Regions from separate parts of the Mus musculus genome. Here region 2 is linked to region 1. The links are chromatin loops, found by intact Hi-C in ENCODE. Cell type or tissue: heart. All regions are shown on one strand.

Region 1 (8,000 bases):
TCTGGGCTTTGAGGACCTCCCTTCGTTTCTAGAAGATATGCCTGTCTGGCATCATGGGGCAGGGGAGCTGTGAGATCTCAAGGCTGCAGAGCAGAAGCCGGAGGCAAAGGGAGCCAGCACACCAGAGCATGGCAGCCACAGGCTATGAGGTCACCCATCTTCACGGGCTGAGGGGATGGGACAAAGTCCTATTTAACCTTGGCTGCTGGGACACGGTGAGCAGAGAGGTCAGAACTAGGAGTTCCACGGGGTGCCAGCCTGCGAGACCTCAGGCGGTGTAGCCAGGGACGGCAAGAGAAACAGGATGGAACCCAGGGTACCCGGAAAACATCAAGCATCCCCAGATATATAGAGACTAAGAAAAGAGATGGCGTCCTTGGTGACCTGTTGGGGGGGGGGTCTCCTAAGCCCAGCCAGCCTGGACTCCATCTTAGGTTCACCTGCCGTGCTCACTACTGGTCTCGTCTGAGTCCTGCCTAGTCCTTTCTGTTCCCCTCCATGACCTAGACTCACCCTCAGCTGTGTCCCTAACCCTAATCCCAATTCTGTCAGCTCGGAGCAAGCACGACCCGAGCCTACCCACTCACTCACTCACAGCTCAGGCTCACATCCCACTCGGACCCTGCTCCAGTCACCTGAGCCAGGGAGAGGTCCTGGAGCCTCAGCCTAGAAGCAGGGCCCAGGTCGTCTCTCCTGCTAACTGTCTGTATAGATGGAGTGAGTGTGTGTGTGTGTGTGTGTGTGTGTGTGTGTGTGTGTCCCTTCGCACCCACAGCTGATCACACATGCACCTATGCATATGCACATACACACAGACGTGCACACTCAGGCTCTTAGTCTCTTAAACATTGTCTTCAACCACCATGACAGACAGACCGACAGACACATGCTACCCAGACCCCCACACTGACTGTACTTATCTTTCCAGTCCCGCTGGTGTTGCTCTGCGCTCAGCTTGAAGCTGGCCACAGGGACTCCCGTGGCCACCCTGGTCTCTGTTGCCTAGCCTTCCTGGAAAGGCCTTCCTCTAGATCCCAGCCTGTTCTCCTGCCATGACCCCCACAGTCAGGTCCAGAAGTGGACAGTTGTGTGAGCAGCCTGTCCCTCTGTAGGGGACCTGTGTGCCTGTCACATCATTAGTGCAGGGAAGGGCCTCTTGGAGAAACAGCACAACACTCCCTTCCCTCTCTCCAGGCAACAAGGGCAGCACAAGGCTTCCCCACACTCCATGCCTTAGCAGCCACGCCCTCTTCACCCCTCAGCCTTCCCATGACCTCTGTGGTTCAGGGAAGGCCACGAGGCCCAGGAGACTTCTACTGTGGCTCAGCCTGAGCCAGCTGGCTCAGAGGAGGATGCCTGGCTAATTCTCTGAGCTGCCAGAGGGACAGGAGGAACGCATGCAGGAGTTAGGAGGGGGACCGCTCAGGGCTTCATTCCAAGCGCCCACGCGTCTGGGGACAGGAAGGAATCCCCTAGAGGTATATGCCGGAGAAAGACAAAAGAAGGTAACATTTCAGTGGTCCTCCCACCCCTATGTTAGGGGCTCAAACGGCGTGATTTATGTCTGTATCCCAGAACTCCAAAATTAAGGTGATTGGAATACAGATTAATGGTGAATCACTCCCCCAAAGCCCAGGGGAGCCGGCCCCACACAGAACTCCACAGGAGCAAAGCTCCATCTGTCTGCTGCCTTCCCAGGAGCTACCCAAAGGGTGAGGAGGGTGCTGAGGGGGCGGCAGTCACCTTCTGGGTACTATAGAAAGGGTCCAGGTCTTCCAGGGGCTCCCCAATGAGCTCTCGGGGTGGGTTGCCATAGAGATCTGGCAGCTTTTTGGAGGCCTGTAGGTCCAGCTGGGGCCGGGGAGCCTCCTCCTCTGGCAGGCCCTCACGGCTCTCCTGTGAGGTGGCCGAACCACGGGCTTGTTTTTCAGCCATGCGCTTCTCGATGGCCGCCAGTGACTCCCGGGTGAACCTACGGAAGCTGCTGGTGCCCCGAGGTAACAGGAAGTTTGCCATCTTCTCATCCTGCTTCTGGGGGCACAGGCTCTCCTCAGGCTGCCTGGAAGGAAGCTGGGAGACAAACACAGGGTGTGATGGGGTGCCACGGCCGGAGGGCAGGGTAGTCAGCCAGCTAGGCCGATGGCGGGGAAAGACACAATCTGCAAAAGTGTACAGCCCACCCCATTCCCGACCCCCACTGCCAACCACTGCACAGGCGCATACGATTGACAGCGGCTCGGGTAAACGCTGATGCTCGCCTCCACTGAGGTGTGTGTGTGTGGGGAGGGTCCATGAAGTGACCCCCCCCACTCTTGCCCCAGTGTGTACGTGTATGCATAAATATCAGTGATCAAGAGACGGTGTGTCCTCATGAAGGGGTTACCCTGTCCACCACACACAAAAGTAAAAACACTTCAACTGACCCCCTTTAAGACATTTCCACCACAACCGGCTCCCTGGCCTCCACAGGGCAGGGATGGGAAGAGATGCCGTTCATTTTATCCCAGACTCAAACAGAAGGGCTTTTCTCCAATTAAAAGGTGAAGCATGCATACGTCAGGATTTGGCCCTGCACGGGACAGGGTCCCACCCCCCCTCTCCAGGGAACATTCCCAGCCTGAGTGGTGTCCAGTGCCCCCACAATCCCCATGCCCTCACACAAGAGGTGCAAATCAAACCTGAGGCATAGAGGCAGCAACTGGAGGCAGCATTTGCCCCCCAAGGGATCCAGGGTTTTCAGCAACGGCCGGCCGGACAGGAACACAAGAACTAGCATCCAGATGTTGGCATCTGGTGTGCCCAACTGTGTAGACCTCCATCTGAGGATCTCATAGGGATCCCCTGAGTGCAGCACCGTCCCTAGCTAGACTGATTCTAAAGACGGGAAATGTGACAGGTGGGTCTCTGGCTCATCACACCGTCCCCTCTTCTCCCATAAAAGGGGACATACAAGCGCAAACCCCAAGGGTTGTTTTTTCTTTCCCCCCCAGCACCGGAAGGCGGTGACCACTGGTGAAGAGGACTTCCAACAGGCATATGTGTGTGACGTCAAACAGGGAGAATGTGGCCCCTGGTGGCCTCAAAAGATTCAGAACCTGGTGCGAACACACTCTGTCTATGACAGCAAGGCAGAAGAATGCATTTCTGTCAGGCTCACCAAAACAGGATGTGGCCAGAGGGCTCCTGACTATGACACCAAGCCAGGAGGCTGCACCGCTAATTACCACATCAAAACCGGGAATGGCTGGGCACCGGCTCAAGAGGGCAGACTGGACACCTGCTGAAGATGTCTGCCAGGGACACACTCTCTTCCTGTCAGCCAAGGGCTTTGCCCTGAGCTCACTCCATGGGGCATGTCATTAGTGACCCCTATAAGCTTCTGTGACACCCATGCCAGCACACGGCCAACAAGGACCCCAACTCAGGGTGCCTGAGCACCACCGATGGCAGATAAAGGTCCTAGTGAGAATTCCTGTCTCAGAAAACAAGTTGGACAGCTCCCAAGGAATGACGCTGCTGCAAGCTGACCTTTGGCCTCCATATGGCTGGCACATATGTGTCTCTGCACTGAGACACACACACAGACATGAGCATATAGTTGTACGGTGTGTGTGTGTGTGGTATGTGTGTATGGTGCATATGTGTATATATGGTATATGTATGATGTGTGTGCATGTATATGAGTGTGCATGGTGGTGTGTGTGTGTGGTTTGTATGTGCACGTGTGGTATGCGTGTGTACATGGTATATGAGTGTGTATGATGTGTGTGTGGTATGTGGGTATGGTGTATATGTGTGTGTATATGGTATATGAGTGTATATGGTGTGTATATGATGTGTGTGTGTACATGATGTGTGACTCTGTACGATGTGTGTGTATATGGTGTGTGACTGTGTATGTTGTGTGTATATGATGGGTGTGCAAGCTGGTGTGGTTAGTATGTGTGTATGGTATGTGTGGTGTGTGTGTGTGGTGTGTGTATGGGGTCTATGTGTGTGTATATTGTGTGTGTGCTCATGTGTATGGTGTATATGTGTCTATATGTATGGTGTGTGTGTGTGTGTCTGTGGTTTGCATGTGCGTGTGTATCCCTGGGCCAGTACAGTACGAAATGAATGCCGTAGAACGAGAAAGACAGAGATTCCCTTTCCAACCTCCCCGTCCTTTTGCAGCTTCTTATTTGAGTCACACAAAGTTAAAGGACCATCTTTGTTAAAAATAGCAGGTGAGAGTAGGTCCCCACTTCATGAGAGCCTTTCCCTGTCTAGCCTCCACCTCTGACTGAGCAGAAGGCGTCTATCCGCAGCGCTTATCAGCAAACATGAATGGTGATTTTTCTTCCCCTAGCTGAGGAGAATTTGGGCCATTTTTAAACTTTCTTCGCACCTCCCCTCATTGCTTGAATCTGCTATGATGAGCTTGCAAAGCAATACAGCCATTACTCACTTCATGTAAGAAACAAAGAGCCCAGCCTGAGGACAGCGGGGCAGCCCTCTCCATGGTGAGCAATTGCTCCTCTGTAAACGGGGAAGCCACCCTTTAGCTCAGGATGATTTGCTAAAAATAGTGTTCTCTGGATCAGGGTATCCATCTGTGACCATACGCCTGCAAGGGTTCTGGAGACACGTGGAAGCCCAGGGACGCACACAATGGTGGAGTGTGTGTGTACAGGCGTGCACCCGCATATGCATCTGCCTCAGGAAAGATGTGTTTATAATTTCTATTGAAATGGGGGAATTCGTGCAAATGGATGCCAGGGCAGGCACAGGTGGGTGAAGTCTCGCCCACTGAGCATCTGTGCTAAGAAACACACCTTCACCCCCATGTGCCCCTCCAGAAGACAACATCGAGGGAGCCTCTCACTCCCTGGTGAGTTAGGCCTGTTTATAGAGTTTGGAGGTTCTTGGAGAGACAGAGAAATGATTTAGGGGAGAAGGGATGGCAGTATTTCCTTCATCTGTAAAGGTGTCGTGAACTGCTGTAACTCAGTGACTCAGGGACTCGGTCTCCACATCGCTGCTCCATATGTCGACGGTGCTCACCTCAGCACTACTGCTGCCCCCAACTTCAAGGTCGTAACGCTTCCAGTTCCTGCGTGATCCTATTAGAGAGGCCCACACACTATTGAAATTTGGTTTTTTAAGTCTACCAACAGCTTTATTCAATACAATTGATTTCCATTTTAATGCTATGTCTTAAAAACGGACACTGAGATCTCAGTGGGTGGAGGACCCCAAGATTCTGGCTCAGCCGCTGCTCAGTCACTGAGCCTGGGGTCCATCTTCCTTTGCTGTGGGTAGGAGGGTCCTCCAATTCATCCTGGGATCCACTGTGGTGGGTGCCAGCCTCTCTCTGGCTCACTGGTCTTTGGGGACATCCCTGGGCAGGGTTGGAGATCAGCTCTGCTGAGTCTTAAAGAGAGAAGCATAGCCTGGGGAGCCCAGCCGCCCCCACCCTTGACCTTGGCAGATTCTGAGTCCTGCTGGGTCCCAGAGTGAGAGACAGTACGTTAGGGGAGCAACCCCAGGAATCGCCTAAGGTGAAAGGACCGACTCTAAGCATTGCCACACCCTCTTGCCCCTCCACCCCAATCTGGCAAAGGGTTGTGGGTCCCAAAGGCGGGTTAGCACTCACACCCCGGGAGCCCCTGGCATCAGAGGCCTGCCTGAAACTGGATTCCAGATGAAGCTTCGCTGCCTCCCAGCCACCGCAGCCTCAGGTTCCAAAGTAAACTGGCCAAGAGTGGCCTTTGTGTTCTGGGCTACTCGCGGTAGGCGGGCAGGATCAGCTTTCTCTCTTGTTCTTCTGCCTGCACCTGGCTCTGGCCCCGCCCTTCCTTCGGTAGCTCAGAGCCCACACCCTGCTATGCCTGGTATAGCCCAGCTGCAGGATTACAGGCTGCCAGGACGAGGTGAGCCCCAGAGTGGTCTGAATGTGCTGAGGGTGTGGGGACATCCATGGCTGGGGAAGGCAGGAAGAAGACACAGTTGAGCCTCCATTGTTCAACTCCTGAGGCTGGGAGGTTATGGTCGATTTGGTTTCAAGATGGCAGTCCCCATTGCACAGCAGGACAGGTGTGCATGCCACTGCCTTGCTCCAACACAGCTTCCCCTCTGTTGGCATCTCAACACTAGTACTCCATCTGCTCTGGAAACTGGGGCAGGTTCTCCTAGCTGCCCCTTCTGCCTGGTGCAGTCTCCCCCCGTCCTGGCAAACCCACCACCACCACCAGGAGTCTACTCCATCCAAACTACATCCCTCTACCTCAGGTCACAGGAATATGTCTTCCTAAGTCCCACTGACTCTGGCGTTAGCGGGAGCAAATGGTTTGGCCTCCTCCCAACTAGTGTGTTCATCCTGGTACCTGTTCTGGCCATGTGCCCTGCACCTTCACCCAGTGTTTCTACTTCCTTTCTCAATATCACAGCCCTGGGCATGCTCCTAACCCCTGCTTGGAATCGCTGCTGTGATGGGTTAATATTGTCAACCTGACAGCGTTTAGAGCCTCTGAGCACACTCGTGAGGGATTTTCTACACTGAGTTAACTGAGGCGGGGAGACCCACCCTGAAAGCTGGTGGCATCACCCCAGGGGATAAAGTTCTAGACTAGATAAAAAGGAGAAAGGCAAACTGAACACCGGCGGGGAACACCCGGAGCCCCACCCCCGGGCCCGCCCCTGGGCCCGCCCCTCTCTGCTTCCTGACTGCGGATGCAATGTGACCAGTGACCTCTTGCTTCTGTAATCATTCCTTTCCCTCTGAAATGAGCTGTATCCCGTGAACTGTGAGCCAAAATACCCCCTTCCTTCCTTCCATTGCTTCTCTACCCATCATCACAACAGCAAACACATTAACCACGACAATGACCACGCCCCCGCACGGCCACAGACCACTCTTTCTACCCCAGTCTGTAACAGACATTAGGAGCACGGCCTGTGTTCAGTGTTACATCCCTTCCTCCTTCACACTTCCAACCTGGCCCTTTCCCCTTCTAGACTTTGTTGGTCACTCAGTCTCTGGGGATAAATTTGCCTTGCCCACTTGGCCCAGATGTCTAGCTTAGGGCAAGTCAGGGCTTCTGCCCTAAATGTCCCCCTAACCCTAACCCTAACTGACTTTAAGATGGAGATACTGTGCTTGCTCCCACTGTGCACTGGTCTTCCTGAGCCTTCCTGAATAGATGCGGCTCACACCAGCGGCCAAAGACAACTGAAATGAACACTCATCCTAGCAACCTAGAATGCAGCTGCAGCTAATGTCCCCTGTCCTCAGGGTAGGAGACCAATGTCAGGTTGCTTCATGGGTCCTGGTTTGCGTGGGACTTGGCTGGCTTTACCAGTGAACTCTCAGGATGCCTGACCACAGAGAGGGGAGGGGGAGACAGCTCTGGGTTCCAGCTCTGTGCGGCCCCTCCCTGCAGACTTCAAGCCCAGAGCCTGAAGGCAGGCTCACTCCAGCCTCCTGCCTGAGTCATGTCTGGCATTTTGGTCGTTGTGGAATCTGAGTCTCTGGAACCCAGCATGCAAAGAATATTCTTTGCCATGTAAATTTATGTGCAGCCCTCTGTGGAAGTGGCTCCCGGGCTTCCCAGGAAATCTCTGCCTGCTTCCTCTGTTTGGCACTTTCTTTCTCCTGCTTCCCGGTGCCATGACCTCTGGCTGGGTGACCCACCACCCTGGCGGCCATCTTACCTACCCAGGTTCACCTTTCCTAGCCCTGGCACTCCCCTGCTGCCTTTCCCTAAATGCTAAGGAAGAGGTCTATGGAAAGGTGCCTGTAAGAGCAGGAACTTACACCCCAGACAGGGAGGCCAGGACACCGTGGCTCAATGACATGTCACCATCCAGACCTTTGTCTTCCACGGGTTGTCATCAACCTTCCATCGGGTTGGTGGTGCAGGCCAAGCGGGATGTGACAGCCGCCACCCAAGACTTGTGGCCCCTGCCTGCATCAGGCAACTCAGTTTCTCCCTTCAGCAGAACATACCAATGAATACCTC
Region 2 (8,000 bases), 470 kb before region 1:
GCTTCACTGAAGCAGCAAGACTGAGTCACTGGCAGAGCCAGTTTTTTGGCACAGACAAGCACAGTAAAAACAAAAAGCCGAAGCACAGAGTGAGTAGGGTGCCACCGCCACACTGAAGCATGCGTGATGGATGAGCAAGGCAGTGAATGGAGACGAACTGAAATGTGGGCATGGGTGAAATGTGGACACAAGAAAGCTTTGTCTGAGGTAGGGGTGAGTAGAGTGCCCACGTTGTAAAAACAAACAAAAACAAAACAAAAAACATGTGAAGGGGTTTTGTTTGTTTGTTTGTTGGAGACAGGTTTCTCTGCATAGCCTTGGCTTCCTAGAACTCTGTCTGTAGACCAGGCTGACCTTGAACTCAGAGAACCCCCTGCCTCTGCCTCCCAAGTGCTGGGATTAAAGGCGTGTGCCACCACTACCCAGCTATATAGAGGTTCTTAGCCAAAACAAAGACTGCCTGGGCCCTGATGGGATCGAACCCCAATATGCTGTATTTTCTTTGAATTCTTAAGCACTTTATGTGATGATTTAAGATCACGACCCTAAGTTTGTTAGGGTGGCTCACATCTGTAATTGTAGTACTCAGGATTGTGAGGCAGGGGGATTGCGATGAGTTTGAGGTCAGCTTGTGCCACATAGTGAACAGGCCAGTCTGGGGTATAACGTGAGATCCTGTTTCAAAAACAAAACAAATAAAACCCTCCAAACAACAACAAACTGGAAACGACCCACAACAACAGAATGCAGTTCTGAGAAGGTCCCTACTCCTCGAGTGGCCTGAGACACAAAAGAGTTAACAACTTGGATCAATGTGTGTGTATCATGGGCCCAGAACCCCCAAAGCAGATAGCTTTGAAGCATAACTCCCATCAGTGGGGGGCAGGCCACCCCTACTTTCTGTGCTCACTTTTCTTGGGGTCCTTGGCTTCCGAAGTGACTTAGAACTCCCAAGCCCATTGATTTTGTTTGTCTGAGAGAGGATCTTGTGTGTCCTAGGCTGACCTCCAACACCCTGTGCCGCTGAGGGCTGCTACTTCTTGAACTAATGGTTGCCAACTTCCAAATGCTAAAATTGTAATCTTGTGCCACTGTGCCAGGCTTATAAGGTGCTGCGGACTAAACCCAGGAATGTGTGCCCGCCGAGCTACTTTGCTGAAGTTAAGTCCCCAGCCCCCACTAGTATTTTATCCTGGCAACATCCTCTGTGGAAAAATATATTGCAATCCCATGGATGAGAAAAGGGCTCAGAAAGGCCACAGCTACACAGCAAATGGCAAAGCTAGAGTTGGAGCCTGTGGCTCTAGGGGCTCCCTGTCCCTTTTACAGACTGCCGGCTCGGGCAATAGGGCAGGTGGGCCAGGTGCAGGGCAAGTCAGTGTGGTGACTGTCTTTAGTGAAGGAAAAGGTCCTGGGAAGTAATGTCTTTTCAGGGCCCTGCTGGGGATGCCAGTCCAGGCTTAGTTAAAATAGAGAGGGGTGGTGTAGGAGGGGAAGATGGCAACTATAGTATCAATTAGCAGGCTTCAGTGGTAGAAAGAGCCCCTTGGTCCGTGCATACAAATCCAGCTACATTTGCCCTTGATTCTGTCCCATCATCTAACCACTCTGCCAGACAATTCCCAGCTTGTGGGCACACGAGCGTGTGTGTGTGTGTGTGTGTGTGTGTGTGTGTGAGAGAGAGAGAGAGAGAGAGAGAGAGAGAGAGAGAGAGAGAGAGACTTCTGCAAGGAATTCAGGGGAGAGTGAGAACTCTACTGTTTGTCTGCACAATATGTGTCTTTATCCAACATCGCCTCTGTATGAGTAAGGACAGAGCCACGTGTCATCTCTTGGTGAGTCCACAGGTCTCCAGCTAATGGAGGGGACTGAGGGCACCTCTCCAGCAGACCCCCAACTGCCCAAGTCAGAAAGTGACCAGTGCTGTGGGACCTGCACTGTGGAGAGGAGTGCAGACTCCCCATCAGCTAACAAGTACAAGCCACAGTGACCACGCCCTCCCACAGAGACCCTCCTTGACCCCTCTCCCCTCCCCATCGGGTTGGCAGTGTAGGCAGGAGCTGCTTCTGGAGGTCACGGTGGATGCCACGCTTGAAGCGCTGGGCCCACAGGTCCGTCAGCTTGGCCACAGTGTACATTCCAGTCCTGCAGGAAAGGCTGGACTGAGTCACAACTCCAGGAGGCTGGGCTCAAACAGGATGGGCCAGGCTGGCCAAGCCTGTGCTGTATTAGACTGAGGCTCTGTGTCTTCCTGGGTACGGGAGATACCAGGGCTGACCCAAGAAAGAAATGGGACCAGGGTACAGACACTGAGGCCTGCTCCATGACCCAGGTTCCATGACACTATGGCGGTCAGAGGCAGCCAGAGGGAGGCGGCCAGGGGAGAGCCCGCCCCTCTCCACTGTGACCCTCAGAGCGGCCACCCTCTGTTCCCACCAGTCAGGAGCTGTAGGGGCATCTCTGACCTCTGGAGAGAATGAGGGAACAGTGGGAGGGGCAGGAACACAGCCCAACAAGGTGGCTTTTAGAAACCCAAGCTTACTGGGCCCCCACAACAATAAAGTCCAGGTCAACTGATGCAAAACAGGTTGGGGGCTGCCTGCAGGGCACACATCCAAGGGGGAGTGGAGCGGAGGACAGGTGAACACAAAAATCTACAGCCCAGGAGGCAAGGCGTCTTAGTGGGTAAAGGCAATTGCTGCCAAGCCCAGTGACCTGAGTTTGATCCTAGAACGCACAAGATAGAAGGAGATAACTGATTCCTGCAAGTTGTCCTCTGATCTCCATACACCCATACCCCCTCCAGCACAAGTACACGTTGTTTAATTAAAAAACAAAAACCAAGAACCTACAATCTCAGGGATACTCGAGTTAAGTGAAAAATACTGTGAAACCGTGGATCGATGTGAGAGGAGCAGGTATTGCTGAGCTAATAGATGACCTGGGGAGACACGAAGGAAAGACTCCCCACAGCCCCTCCCACAGAGTGTGCGTAAATACCACTTAGTTCCTTGCTCTTCCCTGGACGCTTCTAAGACAGGCAGCCAGGAGCCTGCGCTTTCCCTCTCTGCTAGAGGGACAGGCATGGGGAGAAGAGCTAGCCCAGATGGGAAGAAACAAAGCCGGCTGGACAAAGGACCAAGCTGCCAGGCGGTTCTAACTGAGATCTGGCCCAGTCCGACCAGGAGGGTCAGCAAAAAGACAGCGCTGCTCCTCCCAGCCCTGGCATCGCTTTTCTCTGTTCTGGGGAGCGAAGGCTGCCAGAACGACTTCAGCCAAACTTGCACACCTCCTCCTCGCCCCACCCATTTACACCCTCATCCGCCACACCCGCGCGGCCTGACTCGCTTCAGGCGCACCCGTGTTTTGGGGAGCCTCTGAATCGAGAGTTTGGCTAAGGATGCTGTCCCTTTCCTTCCCTGACCCCTTTGGTGCCATCTGGACCCAGGAGCCCAGCCTTTTATGAACAGGCTAAGGGGAAATCCCCGAGAGATGTCAGCATTGCTCCCCGATCTCTTGGGCCAGATTTGGGGGAAAGTCTGGAAACGCCCAAGGTTGTGTCCAGCGCGGGCCGAGGTTTTTCTGGGATCCCACAAGGGGACAAGGAGTTGGCTCTCTGGTGGTTTAAATGCGGCCGAAGGAGCTGTTATCCCTGCCGCCCGGGTGTATTTCGGCTTTCCCGAGGGTCTCCCCTACGTTCGGGACACTCACCGTGCAAGGTCAGGAAGTCCCGACCGGAGTCCATGCCGGTCGGGGCGCGCGGAGGAGGGGACGCGGCGTGATTCACTTGAGCAAAATCACCAAGCGGCCTGGGGTCCTTGCGCAGTCCGGTGCAGGGACCCAACTGAACTGAGATGGGAGGCGGCCGGGGGTGGGTCCAGAACACCGTACCGCCCCCCGGACCCGCCAACCGGCGCTTCTCCCCGCCCCCTCCAGGGGACCTGGAAAGGACGCGGTGCTGGGGGCCGGGAAGACTAGCCAACCCTGGCCGGGGCTCGGGCCAGCTGGGTGCGCCAGGGCCAGAAATAGTCAGATCCCTCCTGCTTCCTCCACCGCCACCACCCACAGGCCCTGTCATTACGGCGAGCTGCCGGCCCCACGCCCTGCCTGTGGGCGCCTGGCCTCGCCGGGGTTGTGGGTGATGTGGGAAAGAATCAGAATCGGGTCTTAGCGGGGACAGGAATCACTGCTAAAGCGGCTGATTAGCCAGGCAGTCTGGTCTGTCTTCTAAGAAATGCGTGCATGCACGGGCCCACATTGCCACGTTTGGGGAGAGTAATATCTAGATTTTTTTTTCAAGAGAGGGGCCCCTCTCTTTAGCTCTGAGAGACGTCTCATTTCCGGGGGTGTTGAAGGTGCTTTCCTTAAGGTAGGGGTAACAGCAAGCAGGTATAGGCCCCTCACTCCCTAATGAGGGGAGAAGACGGAGGCCTGCCGTGAGGCTGCCTGGGCAAGGGTCCCGATACTGGAGGCAGTTGGCCTGGAAGAGTCTAGCCGGGCTCTCCTCAGCTCTTTCTCTCCTAGCATTAGCAGGCCTCCGTGGCCTGTGAAGCATGGGCTGTCTCCCGATTCTGAGTGTTAAGGCTGGGTTTTAGAGAATCACTTGCCGTTCATGTACACCCCACCCCACCCGCACCCCCACAGTGTGGGGCTGGCACTCAGGCCTCCCACTCCCCACCCCCACCCCCGTCTTGATGCCCTAGGAAGGCCCCCCCCAGGTTTCCTTTCCACAAGCTGGGCGCTGTACTGCATGAAGAATGAGTAAGGCTCCATTGCAGACAGAGCCTGGGAAGGGGCAAATTGAGAAATTCCTTCCCTGACTTCCGTCTCTTTCTCCAAAGCCCTACTCTCCAGGTCTTCCCTGAGCCTTGGAACCTCCCCCCTCGGTCCTGTCCTGGAGCCTGGCAGGTATTCGCATCCATGAGTCAGGCCTCCTCTCCTACACCTGAGACCAAGAACTCCTGACACCAGCAGTTGGCACGGCTTCATCTCCAGAGTCATTTCTTCTTGTCATCTCCGTCTCCGAGTCCTGGGCTCCAAGCCAGGGCATTACCCACCACTAGGGCCTCTCCCTCTACCACAAAAGACCATGGCCGGGTTTATAGAACGCTCTGCTCCTGAGTACTCCAAGCTCACAGACACATATGTAGCTTCTGTTGCACGCATTGCAGCTCACTCATGTCCCCTCCCTGGCCTGGGGTTGCCAGGCAGACTTGGGGAGGCATGCTGACTCAAAGCTGTCCCAAGCAGCCAGGTTCTGCAGAAACAAAGAACGTCATGCTCAAGTGCTGACCTGCACCATGACACTCTTCCCATCCTCTTTCTTCTCCCTCTCTCACGGGGTGGGAGGCCCTCTGCTCTGTGCAGCTAGGTTTAAGTAGTGTGCCTAGGATGGTTGTGGAATCTGGTGGGGGAAGCCTTCCAGGGGCAGCGGTGTGGGCCTAGTCCTGCCCGGGTGCCACATATACTCTACTCAGAACCTTTGCAAACTCTCCTGAGACCCTGACTGCTCAAAGGGCCTCGGTGGTAGGCTTTCTTTGGAGCCTGAGACCTGAGACCTGTCCTCTATGGGCAGAGTTCCAGGTATTGTCCCACCCCCAACCCCTGGCTGCCCCAGTCTCAAGTGTCTGTGCAAAGGTGGGTGTGTGGGAAGGGGCTGGTGACTGTGGGCAGGTGAGAGAGGTCTAGTATTCCAGCCAGTACTAGTTCTGTTAGAGTCAGTTCCCTTGGCCCCCACGCTATCCCTCACTCCGAGGACAGCGTGGACATGTGTGCGCGCTATCAGCACAAGAATGCTAAATTTCAGGATGGTCAGGCTCCAGGGCTTGTCTTGCTCAGCCCCTCCCCCATGAAACTCAAACCAAGACCAGCCCAGGTGGGTGAGGCCAGTGAAGTTTATTCAGTGCTCTCCCTGTCTTTTAGAACCCAAGTGCCGGAGCATCAGGGTGAAGGGGTTGTGTTAAGTCTTGCCTCTACAATTTCCTGGTGTGAGAATCTGAGCAAGTCACTTTGCTTCTCTCTAACCAGGAACGACTGTCTGCTCTGGGGTAAACTGAAGATGTTGAGAGTGTGGCACTGATACTGCCTGCCTAGGGTTCTGAGCTAGAGTTCACCTGCCCACAGCCATTCTCTCGGTGGCCTATCTAATACATCTCTGTAGCCACAGAGGCTCTTGGTCTGAGGGCACACCCCTGCTTCTGTGAACGTTGGTGCAGCAGGTCCTGACCCAGGTCTAACAGCCTCAACAGGTGATGGGAAGGTCACCTGCCCCAAGAGACAGTGATGGCAAGGGAGACTCCTCAGACCATATCAGGCTGACGTCACTCCTGCGCAAGGATCAGATGCCAGCATGGGCTACAGCGTTGCAGCAGCCCTGGTAATCTCAGGCTAGCACGGGGCTCTTTAGGGTTTTCCTTTGTCCTTTTTCCTCTTGGTTGTAGCCTCCCCCAGCCTGAAGCAGGCTAGTACAGACCTTGTCACCACTGAGGTGGGGCCACCTGCGGTGCAGCTTTCCAATTTGGCTGGCTCCTTTTGAAGTGACAACTGCCCTGAGAGAGGCTGAACCTGTCTTCCTGAGACATTCCTGAATAAGCAACCAGCCTGGCGACCAAGTGCTGCTGGCATTACAGAATGGCTCCAGGCACCAAGAGTGGACTGGGGGGTGGGGGTGGGGGGATGGGCCTTCCCCCTTATAAGCACAGTCTCTTAATAAACTTGCAGAATTTGATCAGACAGACGTTTGTCTTGGCTTCATTATCTTTTTCTTGCCATCAAAGTCTCTTTCAGCCCCCAGCCTGCCTCCCAGGTGTACCCGGTTCATGTAGGCCACGGGCCGGCATACAATACTTGGTTTTATGAGGCAGGGTTTCCCTTTGCAGCTCCAGCTGTCCTGAACTTACTGAGATCTGCATGCCTCTGCTTCTGAATGCTGGGGCCAGGCATGCGCCACCACACCTGGCAATTGAGAATTTCTTTTCTGAGATTATATTAATCAGCATTCATAGGGAATGGAACTGCGTCGGCTTTAATGTGGACGTTCAGTGTTCTCCTTCGCTTACGCCAGCCGCGGTAGGGGAATTGCTTCATGCTTCATGAGTCTGGGGAAAATGTTCCATAGCTATCTCCTCTGACCTGAAAAGTTCCCTCTTGGAGGGGTTGGACGTCTCAGGAAGCTAAAGAAACTTGCAAGGCTCAGGAAGTCACAAAATTTACAAGGTCTCTCCAGGTTTCTCTAATCAGAGAACACATTGTCGGCAGAGGGAGAGGAGGCCCTGGTGAAGCTGCCTGCAAGCTTCAGGGAGTCGTAAGGTGACTCTTTATGAGCCCTCACGCAGGCTGCTGTGGGCTGGCTTCTCCGTGAGTGACCCAGTCGCCTTTGGCTCACCCATGACCCCAGTGAGCTTACTGGGCTCCCAAATGCAATCATTTCCTTAGTTTGCCACTGGTGCCATAACCGAGGTGAACAAAAAGAAGGTTGTTCGTGTGTCCCCAGGAAAAGCCATGTGACAAAGTCCACCCAACTGAAGAAGACACTAAAACCTGTGTCTGGAAACTTCTATTTTCTTTTTTCAATACGTATCTGTTAAGAATCTATCATCTGGGGCTGGAGAGATGGCTCAGCGGTTAAGAGCACTGACTGCTCTTCCAAAGGTCGTGAGTTCAGATCCCAGCAATCACATGATGGCTCACAACCATCTGTAATGAGATCTGACTCCCTCTTCTGGTGTGTCTGAAGACAGCTACAGTGTACTTACATATAATGAATAAATCTTAAAAAAAAAAGAATCTATCATCCACTGGGCACATAGAAACATGGAAATGATCGTCAGTGTTTAAAATACATAAAAAGAACCCTCCTGCTGTCATGCAGCTTAGATCTTAATGGAAAGAAAAGAGCTGCTGTAATAAACACAAGAAGTGATCCTGGTGGAATCTGAGTGACAAGGAGGTGATGTGGGAAGAGGCCGGGGTTATTGGGGCAGGCTTGTGTGGGAAGGTAA

The links. Peaks named below come from ENCODE experiments on the same cell type or tissue, not always from the same donor. Only the 100,000 strongest peaks of a DNase experiment are listed, where the experiment ranks them.
Region 2: it touches region 1 in a loop (2.4-fold over the local background); 2 of 42 quality-filtered maps call a loop at or near these places.

Annotation. Positions count from the first base shown.
Region 1 is chr9:119,560,609-119,568,608 of GRCm38, forward strand. It overlaps Scn5a (sodium channel, voltage-gated, type V, alpha), which reads right to left and starts at 2,070. Exons shown (of 27, transcript NM_001253860.1): 1 at 1,744-2,070. The coding sequence starts at 2,016. In heart, no CTCF peak of the experiment used is centred here; DNase peaks (open chromatin) are centred at 1,233 and 3,243; H3K27ac peaks cover 2,370 bases; H3K27me3 peaks cover 2,430 bases.
Region 2 is chr9:119,089,647-119,097,646 of GRCm38, forward strand. It overlaps Plcd1 (phospholipase C, delta 1), which reads right to left and starts at 3,856. Exons shown (of 15, transcript NM_019676.3): 1 at 3,712-3,856. The coding sequence starts at 3,745. In heart, a CTCF peak has its summit at 3,961; DNase peaks (open chromatin) are centred at 2,105, 3,285, 3,945, 4,945 and 3 weaker places; H3K4me3 peaks cover 1,731 bases; H3K27ac peaks cover 3,506 bases; H3K27me3 peaks cover 542 bases.